4 separate regions of the Homo sapiens genome follow, and all the other regions are linked to region 2. The links are chromatin contacts, found by Hi-C or POLR2A ChIA-PET in ENCODE. All regions are on one chromosome and are shown on one strand. Each heading gives the region's core, a stretch centred on a gene start or an enhancer-like site at or near the end of the contact. The rest is flanking DNA. Distances are from core to core; before and after follow the strand shown.

Evidence for each region. Hi-C counts contacts between places; a loop is a spot of excess contacts on that map. ChIA-PET counts read pairs that join two places held with the same protein, here RNA polymerase II (POLR2A). Pooled maps may share reads with other maps.
Region 1: a loop to region 2 is called in a map of B cell, with 11 times the contacts of the local background. The contact joins the promoter of MFAP3L here to the promoter of TMEM192 in region 2. A Hi-C loop is called at or near these places in 4 of 168 maps with a recorded cell type or tissue (B cell, CD4-positive, alpha-beta T cell, CD4-positive, alpha-beta memory T cell and 1 more) and 9 of 50 pooled maps.
Region 3: a map of CD8-positive, alpha-beta T cell shows a loop between it and region 2 (8-fold over the local background). The contact joins the promoter of CLCN3 here to the promoter of TMEM192 in region 2. A Hi-C loop is called at or near these places in 3 of 168 maps with a recorded cell type or tissue (CD8-positive, alpha-beta T cell and naive thymus-derived CD4-positive, alpha-beta T cell) and 11 of 50 pooled maps. POLR2A ChIA-PET finds 5 or more read pairs at or near these places in 1 of 52 experiments (activated B cell).
Region 4: a loop to region 2 is called in a map of B cell, with 23 times the contacts of the local background. The contact joins the promoter of DDX60L here to the promoter of TMEM192 in region 2. A Hi-C loop is called at or near these places in 2 of 168 maps with a recorded cell type or tissue (B cell and naive thymus-derived CD4-positive, alpha-beta T cell) and 11 of 50 pooled maps. POLR2A ChIA-PET finds 5 or more read pairs at or near these places in 1 of 52 experiments (activated CD8-positive, alpha-beta memory T cell).

The regions. Positions count from the first base shown.
Region 1 is chr4:170,024,956-170,027,664 of GRCh38, forward strand. It overlaps MFAP3L (microfibril associated protein 3 like), which reads right to left and starts at 1,440. Exons shown (of 3, transcript NM_021647.8): 1 at 1,279-1,440. RefSeq lists silencers at 1,248-1,337, 1,418-1,817, 2,276-2,345 and enhancers at 1,817-2,536, 2,526-2,665.
Region 2 is chr4:165,111,610-165,114,309 of GRCh38, forward strand. TMEM192 (transmembrane protein 192) reads right to left here and starts at 1,251. Exons shown (of 6, transcript NM_001100389.2): 1 at 1,138-1,251. The coding sequence starts at 1,164. RefSeq lists enhancers at 527-766, 1,547-1,606 and silencers at 797-1,056, 1,225-1,423.
Region 3 is chr4:169,619,274-169,621,973 of GRCh38, forward strand. CLCN3 (chloride voltage-gated channel 3) reads left to right here and starts at 1,305. Exons shown (of 13, transcript NM_001829.4): 1 at 1,305-1,790. RefSeq lists enhancers at 483-552, 1,113-1,162, 1,233-1,462, 1,653-1,762.
Region 4 is chr4:168,479,211-168,481,913 of GRCh38, forward strand. DDX60L (DExD/H-box 60 like) reads right to left here and starts at 1,282. Exons shown (of 38, transcript NM_001012967.3): 1 at 1,167-1,282. RefSeq lists an enhancer at 1,301-1,540.

The DNA.
Region 1 (2,709 bases), core at 190-2,689, 4.9 Mb after region 2:
AAACAACTGAACCCACTAAGTGGTACTTATAGAAAAGAGGCTTGAGAATTTAGCTTTAGTTAGCAGAACTAGTTCCCACTAGAACAGGATTGTTTATCTTGCCCCTATTAGATACAATAATCCTAATAGTGTTAATGGTACTAAATGTTTTAGGAATAAACAACTGTAGAAACCACACTGGGACCTACAAATTGCACTTTCTGTGTAAGTAAAATGTCAGAAGAACTACACTGTTATAACTTACGGTCTCATGAAACGACATTTTTTTCCATCTTGTATTTCATCTTGAAGGATTTTACTATGTTCAGCATAGTAGCAACTGAAAAAAATGTGTTTCATCTAGAAACAAAAGTGAGAAAACTACAAAAAACACTGAGCTTCTGCAATGCTCGGTTTCCAAGTTTTTAACATTAAATCGAAGATAACGCAAAATAAAGATTGCCACAGTAACCAAACTTTTCTGCTAAGTATCCTTAAAAATAATGACAGTTCGATCGTATCTTAACTGTTTTCTACAATGTGAGCAGATAATACACCTACAAACCTTTTTTTGCTACCTTGCTTTATAAAGCTTGCAAGTTTTTTTTTCAGGGCTGGAGAAGACAGCTTAATGATCAAGCTTAAAATAAATCGGTTCTGCAATCACTCTGTATTTTAATCCGATGAAGCACGTTTCCCCATTCCACGCCATGAAGCAATTCGATGTCAACTTGTTATGGAGTCAAATGCGACAAACTCCGAGAGCTTCAGTAGCGAGGCGGCGGCTCGCAGCACCCACAGCCGCCCGCACTCCTGCGGCATCAGGACACGGCGCCCTCCCGACGCGGAACCCGCATTCACGTTCTCCGGAGCCCTGGCCAGCGCACGCTCCTCCCTGTCCGGGTAAACTGAGGCACAGCGATGAGAGAGATCCAGAGCCCAGCGAAAGCCCCCACGGCTGTTCGGCGTCCCCTTCCCCCACGACACCTAGGAGGCTCGCCGGCAGCTGGCAGTGGATTCCGCGCTCCTCGCCCTCGGAAGGTTACGGTTCGAGCCCAGGATGCGGCAGTCCCCAAACGGCCAGCCCCCGCCCCGCACGGATCTCGAAGCATCCTGCGACCCCCTGGAGCCCGCTGCCCGGACCCTGCGGCGTCTCGCAGCGCAGCCTCCGCCGCAGTCTCAGCCAGCCCAAACACCCGAAAGTTCGGCGGCCCCGGCGCCGACTCGGCCGCCGACCCGGTGCGGGGCTGGCTCCCACCCGTGCCCCTCCGCCCCGGCCCGCCGGGGGCCCCCGCTAACCTGACACCGCCGCGCCACTCAGGTGGCCGCCGTGCACCCCTCGCCATGGCCAGCCCGACAGCGGCCGCTGCGCCGCACTCTGCGCCGGACGCCCGGTAGCGCCTACTGCGGGCGAGCCGCCTCCGCCGGCGCCTCACAGCGTTGCGAGCTGCGCCGCCGGCTGCCGGGAGCGCGGAGCTTCCCACCTACAGGAGCCTGGGCCGGCCGGGGCCGAGCATGCCCAGTGCGGCTCGCCGGGCGGCGCGGAGGCGCGGGTGTAGCCGCCGGGTTTTCGCGGCAGCCGCGGGCGGGGGCAGCGGGGCGGGCGGTGCGGCGCGAGCCAGTCGGTGCTGCGGAGCGGCCCCGCGGAGGAGCCACCGGAGGCTGTAGTTGCCGGGGAGTCCCGCATTCAGTCCGCTCAGCCTCTGGGCCGGGCCTCGGCGGCCCCCAGAGCCCCACACCCGCAGGCCCAGGGCCTCCGCGGCAGCGCGGGACTCTCACTCCGCTCTCTCTCCCGCCCGGGGCTTCCACCGCAACTTCTGTGGGCGTCGCATCGCACGCGTGTTCAAGGACACCCAGGAAAAGGCTTCTTAGGGTCCCATCCTGGGGCGCTAAATGGGAACCAGTCAACCCACCCCCAAGCCTACCCTGTCTCCTTGCAATCAAATGCAATCACGAGCAAACCACCTTGCTTCCGAAAGCTTCTCAGGCCTTCCCGGGCGACTGCGCTGTAAGTCTTAAACGTCTCTTAAAGCAAAGTCCACAGATGGAAGAGTCTGGAAAAAAACCCAGCGGGCCGTTCCCTGGTGACTTTCTGAGTGGTGGGGTTCCAGGAATTTTTTTTTCATTTTCTTTAAAAATATTATTTGTAATTTCCACGTTTTTTCTAATGAACCATAAGTTGATTTTTTAATTAAAAAGTAGAGTACTCTAAAATTATTAAGTACCTACAGAAGTTTCGCTACACGATCCTGCAATGTTAGTGGCTTCTTCTCCTCCTTATCTCCCTTTTTTTTTTTTTTTTTTTAATTTTAAAAGAGAACAGAGACTCTCAATTTCTGGGGCGGGACCAGGCTCCTTCCCCCGGCTTTTTAGTGCCCGCCCTCTTGGCCACACCCCACTCCGGCCTTTTTACTCCCGTACCGCCCTCTTCCCGGTGGGTTGCTGCGAAAACCCGGAAAGGTGGACTTTCCACATTGACGCTCCCGGCGGCTCCGGCAGCCAGACTGGGCATGTTCCGCCGCCGGGTCAGGCATTGCTGTGCCAAGAGAGGAGCTTTAGCAACTCTCAGTCTCTCTGCTCCTCTCTGTTCCTGGCAAACTGGCAAAGTAGTGCCTCTGACCCCACGCCCCGAGGTCGGACCTGCAGAAGTGGGTCAGGACCCGACTGAGCATGCTCCGGGCAGTGCCAGGCTGCCGCACGCGGCTGCATCTGGTTGCCCAAGGTTGATGT
Region 2 (2,700 bases), core at 1-2,500:
ATTTTGCTTTAAATATATATGAGTCTCAAATCTACTTACAGGTCTTACAGTTAATTTTCCATTTTCTCAACTGGAAAAAATAGAAAATTTTAGTTTCATTAGAAATTGTTTGGTCTTTATTTCATCAAGATTATTTAACTGGTTACTGCACAAGAATCTAAGCTACCGTAATGCTGGAACTGTTTCATGTTTCTCTTCCTTTTCCTGATGCAGTTCATTCAGTGATAGGATCACAGTAATATTCCTACTAATTTATTAACCCAAATTAGTGCTTTACAGTAACTGTCAACTTTGCATTTCTCAAGAGCAAAAATTTTATTACTTGCCAGTGGAAAATCCAGTTAACTCTCAGCATACATACATGTTTCTCCTAAAAACACCTTACGATACTGAAGCAAAGAAATAAGATTTTTGTAATTATGCTACCATTCTGTACTATACACGCTGTAAACTAGGCCACTGGTTTTTTGTTTTTTTGTTTTTGTTTTTGTTTTGGTAATCTGGTTTGAATCTATCAAAGATTTAAAAACCTTTGTATTCCTACCATGCTAGATTCAAAACAACACATGACACTTTTTCTCTCGTGTGGGTTTCCAGGCCATGATAGCGACAGGTCTGCGGGACGCTGGCGCCCGGCCCGAGCGTCGTTGTCACTCCAAGTCCACAGCCTCTAGAGCCAAGGCAAGGGACCTCACCAGGAAGGGAGATTCGCCCCCTGTGCCCCTGGGACGTCCGAGCGGAACCCATCGGCCCGGCTCCCGGAGACTCGCGGGGAGGAAGGGCTGTCAGGCCAGGCGCGCATCACGTGAAGCTGCCAGTTCCGGGATCAAAGACGTACCCCGCACGTGGGCTGGGCGCCAGCCTGGGACCCCCGGGGGCCGCGCGCCCACCGCCCAGGAGCCCACCCCAGCCTCCACTGGGAAAATTAGCCCGGAGCCAACGTGTCGCGGATCCCACAGCCGCCTGGAGCCCTCCCAAAGCCCCGCGCCCAGGCCTCCCCGGGCACAGGCGGCGCCCCCTTCGGCCGCGGCCGCAGTCGCCAAGGGTGGCTTCCCTCTCTGAGTCTCCGCCCCGTGCGCCCCGGCACAAGAAAAAGCGGATTCCGGGGCCAACCGCCCGCCGCCTCCGTGCACTCACGTCCTCCATCCTGCCCCCCGCCGCCATTTCCCGACGCCGGAGGCCGAAGCCCTGGCCAGCCCGGCCTCTCCACCTGGACCTGTAAGCCTCTGGCCGCGAAACTCGCCACCTTCTGGGACCTGCCAGGCCCCTCCCCAGACACACCCCCTCCTGCGTCCGCCCCGCCTCCGGCTGGCCCGATCCCCGCCCCCTTAGCTCCGATTGGCTGAGATGGTGGGAGGGGTGTGCCGGCCCAGAAGACCTGGACTGTGGGCGGTGGCTACCGCCTGAACCACCTCGGTTCCTGGGGCTTCTGGCCGCAGCCCCTCGGTGCGCTCTTACCCAGAGACTTGAGCATTTAAGGATGCCTTCCTAGTCCAAGAATTTAACTATTTTCGGGCTCCACTTGCATATTTTAAGAACATTAACTTTTTTCGGTCTTGCCTGGTTGTTTGCAGACACAGCTCTACGCCTAGGTAGAACCAGCGGTAAAATCCTACTCCGCCAGCAGAGGGACAGGAGCAGAATAAAGATTCCAATTTCCATGACATATTTACAGATTTCTCCAATGGGAAACAAAGCAGTTCGGAATGCTTACGGCGTTCGTTTATTAAGACAGAGTCTCGCTCTGTCGCCCACGCTGGAGTGCCCTAGCACGACCTCGGCTCACTGCAGCCTCGAATTCTTGGCCTCCTGGCCAGTTCTCCCACCTCAGCCTCTCAAAGTACTGAGATTACAGGCGTGAGCCACTGGGCCCTTGTTTCTTTTAAAATTGAATTTCAAAAAGAGAAAAAACTTCAATGACATTTTCTAAAAAGCTCATGATTGTAAAAATGTAAGCAAACAAGGAAAGAAATTTTCTGTTACCAGCTCCCGGAGAGAACTTTGATATCAGTTAGAATATATACACTCATACATTTTTTTGGTGGGGCGGCGGAGACGGAGTCTCGCTCTGTCGCCCAGGCTGGAATGCAGTGGTGCAATCTCGGCTCCCAGGTTCAAGCCATTCTCCTGCCTCAGCCCCCTGAGTAGCTAGGATTACAGGCGCGTGCCACCAAGCCTGGCTATTTTTGTATTTTAGTAGAGACAGGGTTTAGCCATGTTGGTCAGGCTGGTCTGGAACTCCTGAGGTCAGGTGACTCGCCCGCCTCGGCCTCCCAAAGTGCTGGGATTACAAGTTTAGCCACCGCGTCTTGCCCACTTTCATACATTCTAATGCTTATTTGTACATTGAGTATAGTGTGATCCAGTTTAGGATGTGTGAGATAAAACTACGCAAATGTTAGTGAAGGAAGAGATGGTGTAAGACTCCACGTGATCTTCTTTTTTCTTTTTCTTTTTTTTCTCGTAGAGACAAGGTCTCACTATGTTGCCCAGGCTGGTCTCATAATCCTGAGATTCTATGAATTATTTATCACAAGCCTTTTCTAGACGTGCAAATTTTCTTCTCTGCATTTTATTTTGAAAATTTTCAAGCCTACAGAAATGTTGAAAGATTAATACAATGAACATCCATGTACCCCTCACACTTGATTCATTAGTTGTTCATTTTTTGTCTTGGTTGCTCTGTGTGTGGGTGTGTGT
Region 3 (2,700 bases), core at 55-2,554, 4.5 Mb after region 2:
AACTCTACCTGGATAAAAGTAATGAAAGAGGTCCTAAGAAGCTTGACCGCACTGTGATCACCACCATGGGCACTATACCAGCTCTGAAGCCCAGAACTGTCTTTGAGAATATTCAATGCTGCCCTAGAAGAAATAGGAGAACAAAACTCACGTGTTCCTAGCCTGCAAAACAGTCGGTGGAGCACGTATATGTAAAAATAGAAAAGGCTGGCAAGACCAGGTCATATTTAATATTCATGAGGCACAAGATATACAACACGCACTTAATATTCATTAATCAGTATATATTCATAATATACTAAATATACAGGAGATATTAAACGTTCACGGGTCTTAATTCTGCCACCCAGTGGAGACACTCAAAAGTGATCTCGCCAAAGAAATGCAAAACCTGTACCTGCCCACCAGGCTATTAGCATGCTACTGCTGTGGCCACCATTCTTTCACTGCATCGCCCTGCCCTGCATCGGAATATAGCACCTTGAACACGGGATCAGGTTTACTGAATTCTGTGACCCACGCTGGGAGCTCAATAAATGTTTGCTAAACGGAAATGAACCCAATTCAGACCGTGTAGAAACCCCAGATTATATCTTTTCTCCAAACATTCAATTTCCAAGCAGTATTTTTGAAAATGCGTGATGGCTAAATTCGAGTTATCCTTTTTGTATGTATGTTAGGCACACAACCGGCGATGACATACAAGGCGAGGTGACACCACTGCACTCCCAGCCCGCACGTCACCTATAAGCACAGGGGGCTTTTGGTGCTGGTTTATTTTTGAAGGCTGGTACTTCTCTTCGATCTAAGTTTTAGGAACCTGTGCTCGTCGACGGCTGCCAATACTTTTTATTTTCAAGGCTGACGCTCGCCAGAGTTTCACAAGCTGCTCCCGGACGCTGTGGTCTCTCGCTAGAGTGGATCCGAACTCTGCGTGACGCTGGGAACGGCCAGCGTCTGTTGCCTCACGAAAACATCTCCCACAAGGTGGCCGCCTCGCGCGAGGTCAGCAGCAGGGCAAACAGGGATGCGTGAGTGACTGACGTGAGCTAATCGCTAATGACAGGCTTCACAGCCCCGGCGGCCCTCAGAGCCAGGCACCTCGCACCCCTCCTCCTCCTCGAGACCCAGTCCCGGCCCGCCCACCGTTCCCACGCCGCCCAATAGGCGCCGACGCTACTCAGCGAGTGGCCGGAGGAGGAGGTGTTGGGACGGCCGGACGCTGAACGGCCGTTCACGTCAACGTAGTGACGTCACGCGTCGACGCTGGGGCGTACCTTTCGGGCTCCTGACTCCTGCCGCTTCTCTTCCCCTTCCGTGGGTCAGGGCCGGTCCGGTCCGGAACCTGCAGCCCCTTTCCCAGTGTTCTAGTTCGCCCGTGACCCGGAATAATGAGCAAGGAGGGTGTGGTGGGTTGAAAGCCATCCTACTTTACTCCCGAGTTAGAGCATGGATTCAGTTTTAGTCTTAAGGGGGAAGTGAGATTGGAGATTTTTATTTTTAATTTTGGGCAGAAGCAGGTTGACTCTAGGGATCTCCAGAGCGAGAGGATTTAACTTCATGTTGCTCCCGTGTTTGAAGGAGGACAATAAAAGTCCCACCGGGCAAAATTTTCGTAACCTCTGCGGTAGAAAACGTCAGGTATCTTTTAAATCGCGATAGTTTTCGCTGTGTCAGGCTTTCTTCGGTGGAGCTCCGAGGGTAGCTAGGTTCTAGGTTTGAAACAGATGCAGAATCCAAAGGCAGCGCAAAAAACAGCCACCGATTTTGCTATGTCTCTGAGCTGCGAGGTGAGTTGCATTGTATGAGCGAAGAGTTGTCAGCTCTCCTGTTCACAGATTTTGGGTCAACTGTGAGGCCACAGCGCTCATCTTGGTTTCTCTTACAATGTACCTACATAATGTTGAAAGGTACATCGTGAATTGGGATGCTAACCCATCCTGATTAGGTATATACCCTCAGACATTCTTTAAAATTTCACACATCTGCTTCAGGAACCGTCGAAGGACCTCTGAATAAAATGGAAGTGGGTTCCAGGAGAAGATTAACTTTAAACTTAGAGGAGTGGGTTTTACTTTCGCTAAATTTTCCCCAATTTAAAAATAATATTCAGTTTTTCTATCTTTAGATATATATGTATGTAAAATATTTTTTGTGTATATATATTTGTGGTTTGATCTTAAACTTGACCAGAAACTGCCTTAGAATCTCAGAAATTGACTTTGCATGTGGTATGCTTTGTTTGTATGGCATTTTAAAACTGCGGAGCATATAGAAGATAATTACATATGCATTGTGCATATTAGAAACTGAGATTTCTGTTTCCTTTAGAAAGAAATTCCTGTTCATGGAATTGAATCAACAGCGACCATACCTTTTACACAGATATATAATTCAAAAGTTCAGTTCTACAAACGTAAACTTTTGGAGCTATGCAGTTCAGTTACTGCAGCATCATTGTGGCTTGTATAATTGTTGAATCTTTCCAGAAATGCTTTTACTTTCATCTTTAAAGAGTTAATTTAGAAGATTTTTTTTTATGAGGTCGGTATGGAAATAACTGCGTCCCTTTGTGAGTCACTACAAAATAATATTTGTTCAGTTCAGGAGTACATATGGGAGTTAAAGTGCTTGTGTATAAATTGTTGACTTTCATCTTAAAAGGTGCTGCTGCTATTCAGTGTCTTGTTCTATAATATG
Region 4 (2,703 bases), core at 32-2,531, 3.4 Mb after region 2:
TCAGGAAGGATTCACACTAAACTATCCCCAATATCTTTGGGATAGAAGGCGAAGAGCCTTGGAAGCATAACTCACCCTCATTTATTTTAGTACCCTCAACTCTCAGCACCTGAGTTCCACCAAACTTCAAACTGCAAATCTTAGATTGAATGGTATGTTACTGTTTTCAGGAGAACACTCGAAATCATGAAGGTCTGTATGTCGTTGATGTTATGGTTTGGACTTCTTATTGTGTCTTTAAAGGACTTGCTTCTGTTTGGTTCTGACCGCTTTTTCTAGCAGTCATTAGGAGCTTTCATAATCCTTAAGGCCCCATCACGGATGATGTCAGCTTCTTTGATTATGGAAAACCTTGAGAAGTTTATTATAAATTTATCAATGTAACTTTGTAAACAAAAGAGAAGCGGGAAAAAAGAACAAAGTACCTTTCCAGAGAAATAGTAAAACCTTATTTCCGCTATTAAGAGCTTAAATCCGGCCGGGCGCGGTGGCTCACGCCTGTAATCCCAGCACTTTGGGCGGCCTAGGCGGGCGGGTCACGAGGTCAGGAGATCGAGACCATCCTGGCCTAACATGGTGAAACCCCGTCTCTACTAAAAATAAAAAATAAAAAATAAAAAAAAATTAGCCGGGCGTGGTGGCGGGTGCCTGTAGTCCCAGCTACTCGGGAGGTTGAGGCAGGAGAATAGCGTGAACCCGGAAGGTGGAGGTTGCAGTGAGCAGAGATAACGCCACTGCACTCCAGCCTGGGCGACAGAGCGAGACTGACTCAAAAAAAAAAAAAAAAAAAAAGCTTAAATACAAGACGGAAAAAAGGGAAGCGGCTTGCTGCCTGTCAATGTCCAGGTTCGAATGGCTGTGCTCAGATGTGGTGACCCTTACTTTCTCCTCAGCACCCCAGATCCCCAGGCCCCCTCGGGTGCAGAGGACCCGTTAAATGCCTGAGCACTCTCCTCTCTCACGGTGGTTGTCCCTCTTCCCTACCTCTCCGCGAAGCTGCCGCCCGAGCCCAGTGGGCGCCCCAGCTTCCCTCGCCCGGCGCGCACGAAGCCACCAGGCCACCTCCCCGCCCGGTCCATCTGGATGTTGAAGGAATCCTAGAACCCCCGCGGGACAGCTCCGCTCCAGGGTCCCTAGCGACACCCGACGTCACCCGCAATCCTCACCCCGGCCGCCGAACCTGCTAGGTCCAAAGAGCTTCGGAGCTGCACGCCCCGCGGGGAGGAGGTGGAGCAGAGGAGACCGAGCGCAGAGCCTGGCGTCGGACTGGGCGCTCTGAGCCACACAGCAGCCAGCGCCTGAGTTTTTATCTAGGGAGTTAGTTTCGGTTTCTTTTCTCCACCGCGAGGCCTTTTCGATTTCCGCAGTTTTCTGGAGGTAGAATATAGGTCTGCATTGGTTTACTCTGAGAATCTTAGGGAAGTAATAGTAGAAGCGATGATATGCTATCTGGGACATGCATGTAATTGTAAAGGGAAAGAAAGCAGAGAAATCTGGGACTCTAAACAAGGAATTGAGGCTGAGAGTAAATGCAGCACGCTAAGCACTATGAAAGTCTGCGGTGAGGTGTGGCGTTTTTCTTTTCTGGCAAGGTACTGGACAGGCAAAAATGGAGTAAAAAAGGATTAGGGGCTTTGAGTTTCTGTCCTAAGAAGTTCATTTTATGAAAAATTTCCAATAGTATAACTGTCCAGTGTGAACATTTGAAAGACCAATCATCTATCACAGAGAATTTAAATTGAGAAGAAGAATGCTCTTTAGTTTTGTCATCAAGCTCATTAATGTTTGAAATTCGAGTTTCAACCCCAGCCCATCATGGTCTTTAGTGCTCCAGACGCTTAATTCCATGACGTTATGCATGTGCAGAATATATTGAGATTCAAGGTGGTGGTGAGGGTGCCCCAGTAACGGCATGGGGTAATAAATGGAGAGAAATCGAAACCGGAAGTTCTGTCTTCAAGAAAAGGAAAGGGTGGAAGTGACTTGTTCACAATAGAAAGAGCCCAGAAGAACAAAGTTTTTTCTCAGACTCTGGAATATAAAGTGGCTTCGAAAAGGAGGTGAAAACATTGCTCACTTCTGTCAGGATTTTTCTTTAATTTTATGTTTGGTTGAAAATAGTTATGATTCTCTTTCTCAATGAGGATGACATTGAGAAAGAACCTGAAATGACTCATGATTAAGTCATGAGTTCATCTCAGATGAATTCCTCTCTAGCATCTGATACTGGACCTTTGTATCATAAGAATGCATTTGCTAGCAGCAGAAAATTGGGCTTTGCTGTAAAAGCATTCATTGAGCTTTTTATGTGCCAGGCAATAGGCTAAGCCCTTAACATGTATTATCACATTAAATCTCACAGAAATCCCATGAGCAACTTTACTGTTGCTATTTTATGGATGAGGTAAATAAGGCTTAGAGAATTCAATTACTTGTCGATGACCCTACAGGTAGTTAATGGTAGCCAAGACTTCAAAATTTAATTCCAAAGATAATATCTACAATATTCTCTGTATATATTATCTCATTCCAGTTCTTTTAAATACTACAGTGTCATTATTCCTCCCCCAAAGCACATACAATTTAATGGGGATTTCCTCTTTTGGTTGTAGAAGTGGGCCCTACATGTTCTTAATATAATTGACTGTCTGCTGTTGTTTTTCTCTCTTAAAGATATAGATGTATCAGGTGGGGATTCCCTAG